Linked DNA regions of Homo sapiens: region 2 is linked to region 1. Evidence: read pairs that join two places in POLR2A ChIA-PET (ENCODE). Cell type or tissue: OCI-LY7. All regions are shown on one strand. Region 1 overlaps GRIK4 (glutamate ionotropic receptor kainate type subunit 4). Region 2 has its middle 47 kb from the start of SC5D.

Evidence for each region. Peaks named below come from ENCODE experiments on the same cell type or tissue, not always from the same donor. Only the 100,000 strongest peaks of a DNase experiment are listed, where the experiment ranks them.
Region 2: POLR2A ChIA-PET joins it to region 1 with 8 read pairs; 1 of 35 experiments calls an interaction of 5 or more read pairs at or near these places.

The regions. Positions count from the first base shown.
Region 1 is chr11:120,700,980-120,705,979 of GRCh38, reverse strand. All of the region lies in intron 3 of GRIK4 (glutamate ionotropic receptor kainate type subunit 4), which reads right to left. Among named protein-coding and RNA genes, the nearest start is that of GRIK4, 190 kb to the right of the region's middle. In OCI-LY7, no CTCF peak of the experiment used is centred here; DNase peaks (open chromatin) are centred at 2,189, 2,249, 3,159 and 3,939; H3K4me3 peaks cover 2,774 bases; H3K27ac peaks cover 4,650 bases.
Region 2 is chr11:121,337,277-121,342,276 of GRCh38, reverse strand. No RefSeq gene overlaps it. Among named protein-coding and RNA genes, the nearest start is that of SC5D, 47 kb to the right of the region's middle. RefSeq lists an enhancer at 3,819-3,968 and a silencer at 4,549-4,638. In OCI-LY7, no CTCF peak of the experiment used is centred here; DNase peaks (open chromatin) are centred at 466 and 1,996; H3K4me3 peaks cover 1,274 bases; H3K27ac peaks cover 1,900 bases.

The sequences.
Region 1 (5,000 bases):
TCACCAGAGCTAAAGGAGAATGTCAGACAGGAGCCTGAGATGCTGGGGCCTCCAGAAAATCCCAGAGAATCCACGAACACTACTAGAGCTAATAAACAAATTCTGCAAATTTGCGGGATATGAGATCAATGTGCCAAAATCAGTTGAGTTTCTAGATACCAGCAACGGACAATCTGAAAAAGAAATTAAGAAATATTTCCATTTACGATAGCGTTAAAAAGAACAAAATACCTAGGAATAAATTTAACTAAGGAGGTAAAAGACTTGTACACTAAGAACTACAAAATATTGCTGAAAGAAATTAAAGACGACTCAATTAAATGAAAAGACATTTCGTTTTCATGGATTGGAAGACTTAATATTGTTTTGATGGCGATACTCCCCAAAGCGATCTACAGATTCCATGCAATCCTTATCAAAATTCTAGTGGCTTTTTATAGAAATGGAAAAGCTGGGCGAGGTGCAGTGGCTCACACCTGTAATCCCAACAATTTGGGAGTCCAAGGTGGGCAAATCACCTGAGGTCAGGAGTTCGAGACCAGCCTGGCCAACATGGTGAAACCTTGTCTCTACTAAAAATACAAAAATTAGCTGGGCAAGGTGGCAGGCACCTGTAATCCCAGCTACCTGGGAGGCTGAGGCAGAAAAACTGCCTGAACCCAGGAGGCAGTAGTGAGCCGAGATTGTGCCACTGCACTCCAGCCTGCAAGACAACAGTGAAACTCCATCTCAAAAAAAAAAAAAAAAGAAAAGAAAGAAATGGAAAAGCTGATTCTCAAACTCATATACAATTGCAAGGGACTCTATGAACAGCCAAAACAACATTGAAAAAGACAAACAAAACTGGAGGATTCACAGTACCTGATTTCAAAACTAACTACAAAGCTACAGTAATCAAAACAGTGTGTTATTGGCATAGGATAGTCATACAGTCAATGGAATAGAATTGAGAGTCCAGAAAAAACTGAAACATCTATGGCCAATTAATCTTTGGCAAGAGTGCTAAGACTATTCACTAGGGAAAGAACAGTCTATTCAACAAATGGTTCTGGGACAACTGGAAAACCACATGCCACCTGTTTTTGTAAAGTACATTTTTTGGAACATAGACCTGCTCATTTGTTTATATGTTGTTTGTGACTCCATTTGAGCTAGAATGGCAGAGGTTAATAATCTCAACAGAGATACTATAGTATACAAGTCTAAAGTACCTACTCTTTGGTCCTTTACAAAAAAAAAAAAAAGTTTGCAGAGTTATGTTGTACAATATTGCTTCCCATGCCCCACCTGTGTTCATTCCTTCATCTGACATTTACCGACCACATACCATGCCCCAGCCCTGTTCTAGACACAACAGCAAGCAAAAATGTCTATCCTCACAGAGCTTACATTCTAGTAGAGGAATTATCTATGACAGCCCTGCAATCTAAAGAATTTAAATGGCCACTTGAGAAACAGAAGGAATGAGACTGTAAATTACGTGCAGGCTTCGAAGCTGAGATAGAGGCTGTGACTGCTCTAAGCTTGGGCACTCCCAAATGTTCCCTGTTGGCCCTGGGTCATGTCTCATTCAGCTGCATCTCCTGAGCTGCGACCAGAGGTATCCAGCAAGCAATAAATCCAATAGCTCTTCCTAAGAACCTAATATGCTCAGGGCACTGTGTGAGTGCTATGGAGGACAACAGTGAGTAAAATACAATCCCCATTTGCCATAAGACCACAGTCTAGTGAAGAATAAACCGCATATATATCATCATAAGAAAAGTAAAGAAACATTAACACTTAATAAATAAGCACCTACTATGTGCCAGGCACTGTGCAAAAACTTCTATGGTTATTATCTCATTTGACCCTCACGAGAACACAAGAAATACACTGCTTTTGATAGATGAACAAATTGACAGATGAGCAAATTGGGTTTCAAAGAGTTTCGTTTTTCGCCTTTGGCAACAAAGCTAGTGAACGGAAACTCAGAAATCTAAACTAAAACTATGTGGTTCTAAGTTTAGCCATTCAGTTATTAAACAGACATCTGTTGAGGTCCCACAATTTTGTAAGCATCATTCTTGGCTTTAGTGCTACCAAAGATGATCAAGACGAGTGCTCTTTATACCACCCCATCCTGTACCTACCATGTATAGGAAACAGGACATAATTCACCTGCCTCCAGGAGTTTATAAAGAGATTCAGAAAGCAGCACACAGACACAACCGAAATAGTAATGGTAATAATAGGTACAATCTAAGTGTCCAAAAACAAGTTTAAGTAACAGTATTTCAAAGGAATTTAAATGATTTGCTGCTCAGGAGATACGGCTGAGTGGACAGGGGAAGTTTCATGAAGGAAATTGACAGACGGTAGGATTTATAAGTGGTACATATACTAGATATACCCTCCTGTCCTCACCCTTACTCCTGGGTCCTCACCCTTACTCCTGTAAGCCCAACCTTACAGCCTGGGTTGGGCTGACAGTGGAAGAAACAGGCTTCAGGAGACTTTAGAGAGCTTGTAAACTGGCTAATAAACCCTAGAACTTTAGACCACGCCTAGGTCACATACATTATCTCCTTCTCCAAATCCACCCTCCAAGACTCATCACCTCAAGCCAATCCAGCCCCCTTTAGAACATTATGCTACCTTCTTGGGAAGCAGAGGGTAGGTTGAAAGACCCCAGGCCTTGGATCAGAACACCCAGGTTTAAATCTAGTGTAAATATGACCACTTAGAATTGTTCTGTCCATTAAGGTAGCCACTTGCCACAGATGGCTCTTTATATTTAAATTTAGATGAATTTAAGTCAAATGCAATTTAAAAACTAGCCAAAAAGTCACATTTCAAGTGCTCAGTAGCCACAGGTAGCCCACAGATTCAATGCTGGACAAAGCAGATACAGAACATTGCCATCATCGAGAAAGTTCTATTGACCAACACTGATTTCAAAGCCTCTGAACTAAAGGCAGCTATGTTGCTTTTTTGCACCTCATTTTCTTCATCTTAAATTGGGCAAAGCACTACAAATACTCCCCTAAAAGGACTTATGGAAATAAAACAAGACAGTGAACTTAAAAGTGTGCTGGTAACTTCCTTTTTTCTTTTCGATACAAATACATCTTCCTTCCTGCTTTCTGCAGGGCTGAAGCCTCAAGCTCTACTCAGATAGAAACGTCCTCAGGCCATGACCCATGGGATATTGTTTTAATGTGGAGCATTAAAAACAAAGTGAAACAAAAATCTCCAGAGCAGTGAGCCCACCTGTCAGTCCTCGTCTCCCTGGGCCTCTCAAGAGGTTTGTGACACTGATCACTTCTTCCCTTGGCTTCCAGGAGACCATGCTGACCCAGCTTTCCTCCTGCCCCTTGGTTGCTGCTTCTCATCCTCCTCTATGGGCTCCTCTGCATCCCTCTGACCTCTTCAGTTCAAAGCACCCCCGAGCTCTGTCCTTGTCCTCTTCTCTGTCTGTACAAACCCAGTCTCGTGGCTTTAAGTACAATCTGTATATTGATTACTCCCAAATTTACGTTTCCAGTAGAATTCTGTCACTTGAACTCTAGACTCACATTCTAGCTGCCACCCTGCATCTCCACAGGTTGTCTAACAGGCATCTCACATTTGGCATACCAAGATTCGGCTCAGACACCTCTTACCCCTAAACCAGCCCAACCTCCTTCCCTACTGCAGCAAATGCCAACTCTACCCTCGTAAGTACCAAGGTAAAAACCTTGGAGTCGCCAGGCGCAGTGGCTCACGCCTGTAATCCCAGCACTTTGGGAGGCCGAGGCCTGCGGATCACAAGGTGAAGAGATCGAGGCCATCCTGGCCAACATGGTGAAACCCCATCTCTACTAAAAATACAAAAATTAGCCAGGCGTGGTGGCGTGCACCTGTAGTCCCAGCTACTCGGGTGGCTGAGGCAAGACAATTGCTTGAACCTGGGAGGCAGAGATTGCAGTGAGCCGGTATCGCACCACTGCACTCCAGCCTGGCAACAGAGTGAAGCTCCATCTCAAAAAAAAAAAAAAAAAAAAAAAGCTTGGAATCACCCTTGATCTGTCTCTCTTACACATACACATCTCATATCCAGACCATCAAGAAATTCTGTTGGCTTTACCTTCAAAATCTATCCAGAATTCCAACCTTTCTTACCACCTTTACTGCTGCATCCTGGACAAGCCAGCAACCTCTCTCACCTGGATTACTGCAAGAGCCTCCTAAATGGATCTCCCTTCAGCCTATTCTCAATGCAGCAACTGGAGTGATCCCTTTAAAATCTAAGTCAGAAAACAATATGGAGGTTCCTAAAGAAATTAAAAATAGAACTACCATATGACGCAGCAATCCCTCTTCTGGGTATATACACACAGGAGATGGAATCACCTTGTAAATATATCCACACTCCTATGTTCACTCCAGCATTATTCACATTAGCCAAGATATAGAAACAACCTAAGTGTCTATCAACGGATGAGTGGATAAAGAGGATGTGGTATGTGTACACAATGGCATACTACTCACCCTTAAAAAGGAGATCCTGCCATTTGCCACAACCTGAATGAACCTAGAGGAAATTATGCCAAGTGAAATAAGCTAGACACAGAAAGAGAAATATTGCATGATCTCACTTAAATGTGGAATATTAGAAAAGGAGCTCAAACTCACAGAGAAGGAAGCAATGGTTATTATGAGTGGGCATGGTAGAGGGGTAGGAATTGGAGAGATACAGGTCAAAGGACACAAAATAGCAGAGATATAGGAAGAACAAGTTTAGAGATCTAGTGTACAAAATGAAGATTAAAGTTAATAAAACCGTATTGTACAGTTCTGTATTGCTTAACAATGGGATACGGTCTGAGAAATGCTTTGTTTGGTGATTTAGTCATTGTGTGAACATCACAGAGTGACTTACACAAACCTAGATGGTATAGCCTCCTACACCTAGGCTACATGAAACAGCGTATTGCTCCTAGGCTACAAGCCTACACAGCATGTAACTGTACTGAATA
Region 2 (5,000 bases), 640 kb before region 1:
GGAAACAAATAAAATTAATTTTAATAATAGATTACATTTAACTGAATATATGCAAAATATTTATTAATGAGGCATTTTGCATTTAACCTGTTATTCGAAAACCAGTGCGTATTTCATCTGCAGCACATCTCAATTAGGACTAGCCACAGTTTAAGTGTTCAATAGCCACATGTAGCTAGTGGCTGCCAAATTGGACAGGACAGTTCTAGGAAGTGCTAAACAAGCAAATAAGATTATTTTGTATAGGAATATGATCTATGAAGAAAATAAAATAATATTGTGGAATCAAGAGTGAATGGGAGTTATTTTAATAAAGCCTTTTATTTTATTGTAACACAAGATTTACCCTCAACAAATTTTTAAGCATATAATACATTCTTGTTGATCATAGGTACAATGTTCTGCTGCAGGTTCCTGGAACTTATTCATCTGACATAATTGAAACTTTGCACCTGTCGATGAGTAACCCTTCATTTCCTCCTCCTCCCAGCCCCTGGCAACCGCCGTTCCATTCTTTGATTCTAGAGAATTTGACTATTTCGGATACCTTGTATAAGTGGAATTATGCAGTATTTGTCCTTTTGTGGTTGGCTTATTTCACTTAGCATAATGTCCTCAAAGTTCATCCATATTGTCACATATTGCAGAAATTCCTTCTTCTTCTTTTTTTTTTTTTTTTTTTTGAGACAGAGTCTTGCTCTGTCACCCAGGCTGGAGTGCAGTGGCGTGGTCTCAGCTCACTGCAACCTCCACCTCCCAGGCTCAAGTGATTCTCCTGCCTCGGCCTCCTGAGTAGATGGGATTACAGGCACGTGTCACATGCCTGGCTTATTTTTGTATTTTCGGTAGAGACCAGACCAGGTTTCACCATGTTGGCCAGGCTGGTCTTGAACTCCTGACCTCAAGTGATCTGCCCACCTCGGCCTCCCAAAGTGCTGGGACTGCAGGCGTGGGCCACCCCAGTGGCCTAAATTTCCTTCTTTTTAATGGCTGAATAGTAATGGTCTTTTTTTGAGAAGGTAGTATTGAGATGATCTAATAGGTGAGAAGTAGCTTGCTATGCTGAAATGGGATGTAATGAGGGCTCCAGGCCTCAGGAATCATCATAGCAAAGTCCCTTGGAAAGAATGAATTTGGTGCATTATAGAAATGGAATGAAGGTGGCTTTAGCAGAGGGAGAGCTTGTATGTGTGTGCAGTGGGTGGGGATAGGGGTGAGGGGTGGACTAGGTGGGTAGAGTGATAGGGGACCAAGAAGGAGAAGTAAACAGGCACCAAATTATGAAGGGTTTTTCGGGCATTGTAAAGACTAGGGTCGGCTGGGCCCCGTGGCTCACGCCTGTAATCCCAGCACTTTGGGAGGCCGAGGCGGATGGATCTTGAGGTCAGGAGTTGGAGACCAGCCTGGCCAATATAGTGAAACCCTGTCTCTATTAAAAATACAAAAAAAAATTAGCCGGGCATGGTGACAGGCACCTGTAATCCCAGCTACTTGGGTGGCTGAGGCAGGAGAATTGCTTGAACGTGGGAAGCGGAGGTTGCAGTGAACCAAGATTGCGCCATTGCACTCCAGCCTGGGTGAGAGTGTGAGGTTCCGTCTCAAAAAAAAAAAAAAAAAGACTAGGGCAATGATGTTGGTTTATACATATAATCACACTAGTTTCTGGTGACCACTGCATTCATTTTTAAAGTATTCACATCCGCTTGTTTAATAATCAACTCTGGAATTTTGCTGCAGATTGATGTCTAGATTTTCAGTGTGAGGTTTTCAGAAGCTACCTCCCTTTCCCTTGTTCAAAGTTGGGGCATTGTCTTTTGGCATCTCTCTCTCTCCTCTTTTCTGTCATTTTCAATGACAGAAAACTGGAGTGATGCTGAGTTCACACCTTCAAGTTCCTCCAGTGCTCAAGGACGTTGTCCAAACGGGCCTGGGAACGTGAACACATTTTCAGTGAGTAAATTCTCTTTTACTAGATTGTCACATATCTTCACCTTCATTTCTCTTTTTATGGCATTTGTACTATTCTTTTCAGTTTGAAGATATCACTTCCTAAAGAAAGCAGAAGTACAATAGCATCTGAATTAATTTCACTTTCCACTGGTTGTTAAAAATATATCATTTTCCCTCCCTTCTCTTTTTTGCTCTGAACATACCAATCTTGGTTGAAATTTTTATATGAGTTTCAGCTCATGTAGTATATTGCTTTCTAAATATTGGTATTTATACTATCCCTTTGTCTTTTGTACTTTGGACAATTGATGGTGGTAATCACCTTCCTCCCAGATCCCCCAATATCAGGGCGTTTTTGACTCTTCAGTTCCCATATGTCCAAAATCTGGCAGTTCTTAGGTTAGCCATGACTCTCAATTGCGTGTTACAGAAATCCAGTCCAACTGATTTGAGCCAAAAGAAAATAGGCTGGCTCACATGATTGGAAAGGCTGTCTTTGTCTTTTTTTTTTCTTTTTTTTTTCATTCTTGAAAGGTTCTCTAGCTTGGCTACACTAGCCTAAAAAGGAAAAAACAAACAAACAAAAAAAACAAAAAAAGTCCCAGATAAAACTTTTATTTGCCCAGACTTAGGTTACATGCCTACTCCAAACCTGTCCTCATGGGGATATGGTGATCTCATTGGCCAGTGGTGATCACATTCACCACTCAAGCCACATGGCCTGTGAATGGTAAAGGTGGTCCCTCAAAGGAAGAGCAATCAGAATTCTGTATGAGAAGAGGTGTGGGGGGATGGATAATAGGTAAGTAGGAAATAGCAAAGGACCCTTAGAGTCTCATGTCTTATTGCTTCTTCCTTTACGGTGTCACTTGTACTTGTTCTCTTCTTCCCATTTCCCGGGGTTACATTTGATTTTTGCCTCGGTTGTTGAAAAAGCCCCTTCACTCATCTTTCAGCTTCTTCTCTGTTTTGCACAGCCGTGTTGCATGATTCATGGGGCACCATTTATATGAACATCTCTCTGAATGCACAGTGCAACACTGTGGACCAATTTTCTCCCCAACACCGTTCCTTCCCAGGCGATGCCCTCAGACTAAGCTTCCAAAGTGTAGTTCTAAACATACCAGAATCTGCAGAGGCTACCAGGCCAGAAAAAAGTCAGATCATTGTTCAGAGCAGGATCGAGAAACACCATATTTAAAGGGTGGGAGCTGGAATGAGATAGAACAATGAAAAGGGAATAGCGACATTGTATTGGATTAGCTGATGAAGGGAACAGGAGACAGACAGTATAAGAGACAGTTTCCTAAACACATGGAGCTTTTAATATGGTAAAGGGAGAGAACCGCACAAATATCCACTGTGTATACTAGTATGTGGGAGGAGCCACAGGAGGGGTGCTGCCCAAATTTCATAGACAACCTGTGGCTGGAACAATGAGGGACAGCATCGTCAGAGAGGTGGCATTCGAGCGGGTCTTTGGAGGACTGGTAGGGTTGTATTAGCTAAAAGGAGGTGAGGAGGTGGGCAAGCGTGGCACGGAGAATGGTTCGAACAAAGACATGGCAAGTTTGGTGGGAGGTCTGAGAGCGGTGAACAGTTCAGATCGGCTATTTCACAGGGCGGACTGTAAGACTAATTTTCGGCTAGATTGTGGAGGGTGTTGAATAGCATTGGAGTTTGAAGATGACGAAGATGGTTCAGGTTGCTAAAAAAGAAATACACCCCAAGGACAAACAGACATTTATCTGGTGGCTGGGAGGGCCATTTGCCCTTTATATGCTTTCAAGAGAGGGAGGAGCTGAGTGGCCTGCATTCCTGGGATCTGGCACTGGCAAGCCCCTTTTCCAACTGAGGCACAGCGGGCATCGTCCTGTCCTTAGCATGAGGTGTTGGGCCTGTCACCTTAGCAACCAGGATTCATGCCCCAGAACACATTTTAGCCACGGCCCCAGAGCCGTCCTGATACTGAATCTTGATTCTTGGCCCCATCTTGGCTCCCCAGCCAGGCTGTGCTCATTTGGGATTTTCTACTGTAACTGAGGCGTCCCCAGGGTCTCTCTGGGGTCTTGGAGCAGGCAGGGCGCAGAGTGTCAGGGAAATACAGTGGGTCCTATTTGCATGCTCCGTGTGCGGTATCATTTCCCAGCTGATCTGAAAGGTCAGTCAGCAGATCTTGTTTGTGAAAATAGAAAGGAACATAAGTTGCTGACTATTTCTTTCTTAATTCTTTCTCTTTCCCTTCTACCCTGGGACTGGGAGTTGGGTTATGCTTCTTGCCAGGAGCTTTCCTTCCTTGTCAACTGACTGCCTCTCTTTCTTCCCCTCTCAAAGGGACGCGATGGATTTCTTGGCTGGATTTCTGATAGTTTCTGAAAGGCCTTCACTTCTCTGCTGGCAGAGGCTGGCTTCAGTGTGACTTGTGCAACATGAGACAGTATGTATCAGGACTTCACCCCAAGGTGCCCTGGGGAACACACTCCAGCAGGGCATCCCTGCTGACCCCTCAGGGGTCCCTGGAATGGGGAAGAGGGGAGGGCAGGTGGTGGAGTTATAATACATGTGGGAGGCGTGGCCAGTATAGGTGGCTTCCCATTCCCCAGGACACCAGGCCATTTGGATAAAGTCACAGATGCCTCTTCTCTGGTCCAGACTAGTTCAGAAAGTGCTGGGCAATGAACAGATGCTCAGATGTCCTGTGGAGATGATTCATTTCTGTAAGACTTTTTTCCTACTCCTCAACTGCCTTTCAACAAGAGCTTCCTTCTTCTCCTTATGTTCTGTTGCTGGCAGCAGGGTTAGGAGTAGATCTTCTAAACCAAAATGCAGATGCCTCCAACCCAGCCTTCCAGCAGAACAGATATCAATCCTTTGATTGGAAACAACATTTCTGGGCTCTGGTTGCAAGAGAAACACCCCTCCATCCACTACCTCCACAATACACACATCTCTGTGAAGGAAGCTCACCACTTATTTGTAAAAAGGATGAACACTCTTCAAGTTAAGAGAGAATCAGGTGCTGTGGTGGACCACAAGCCTGAGAATACTCA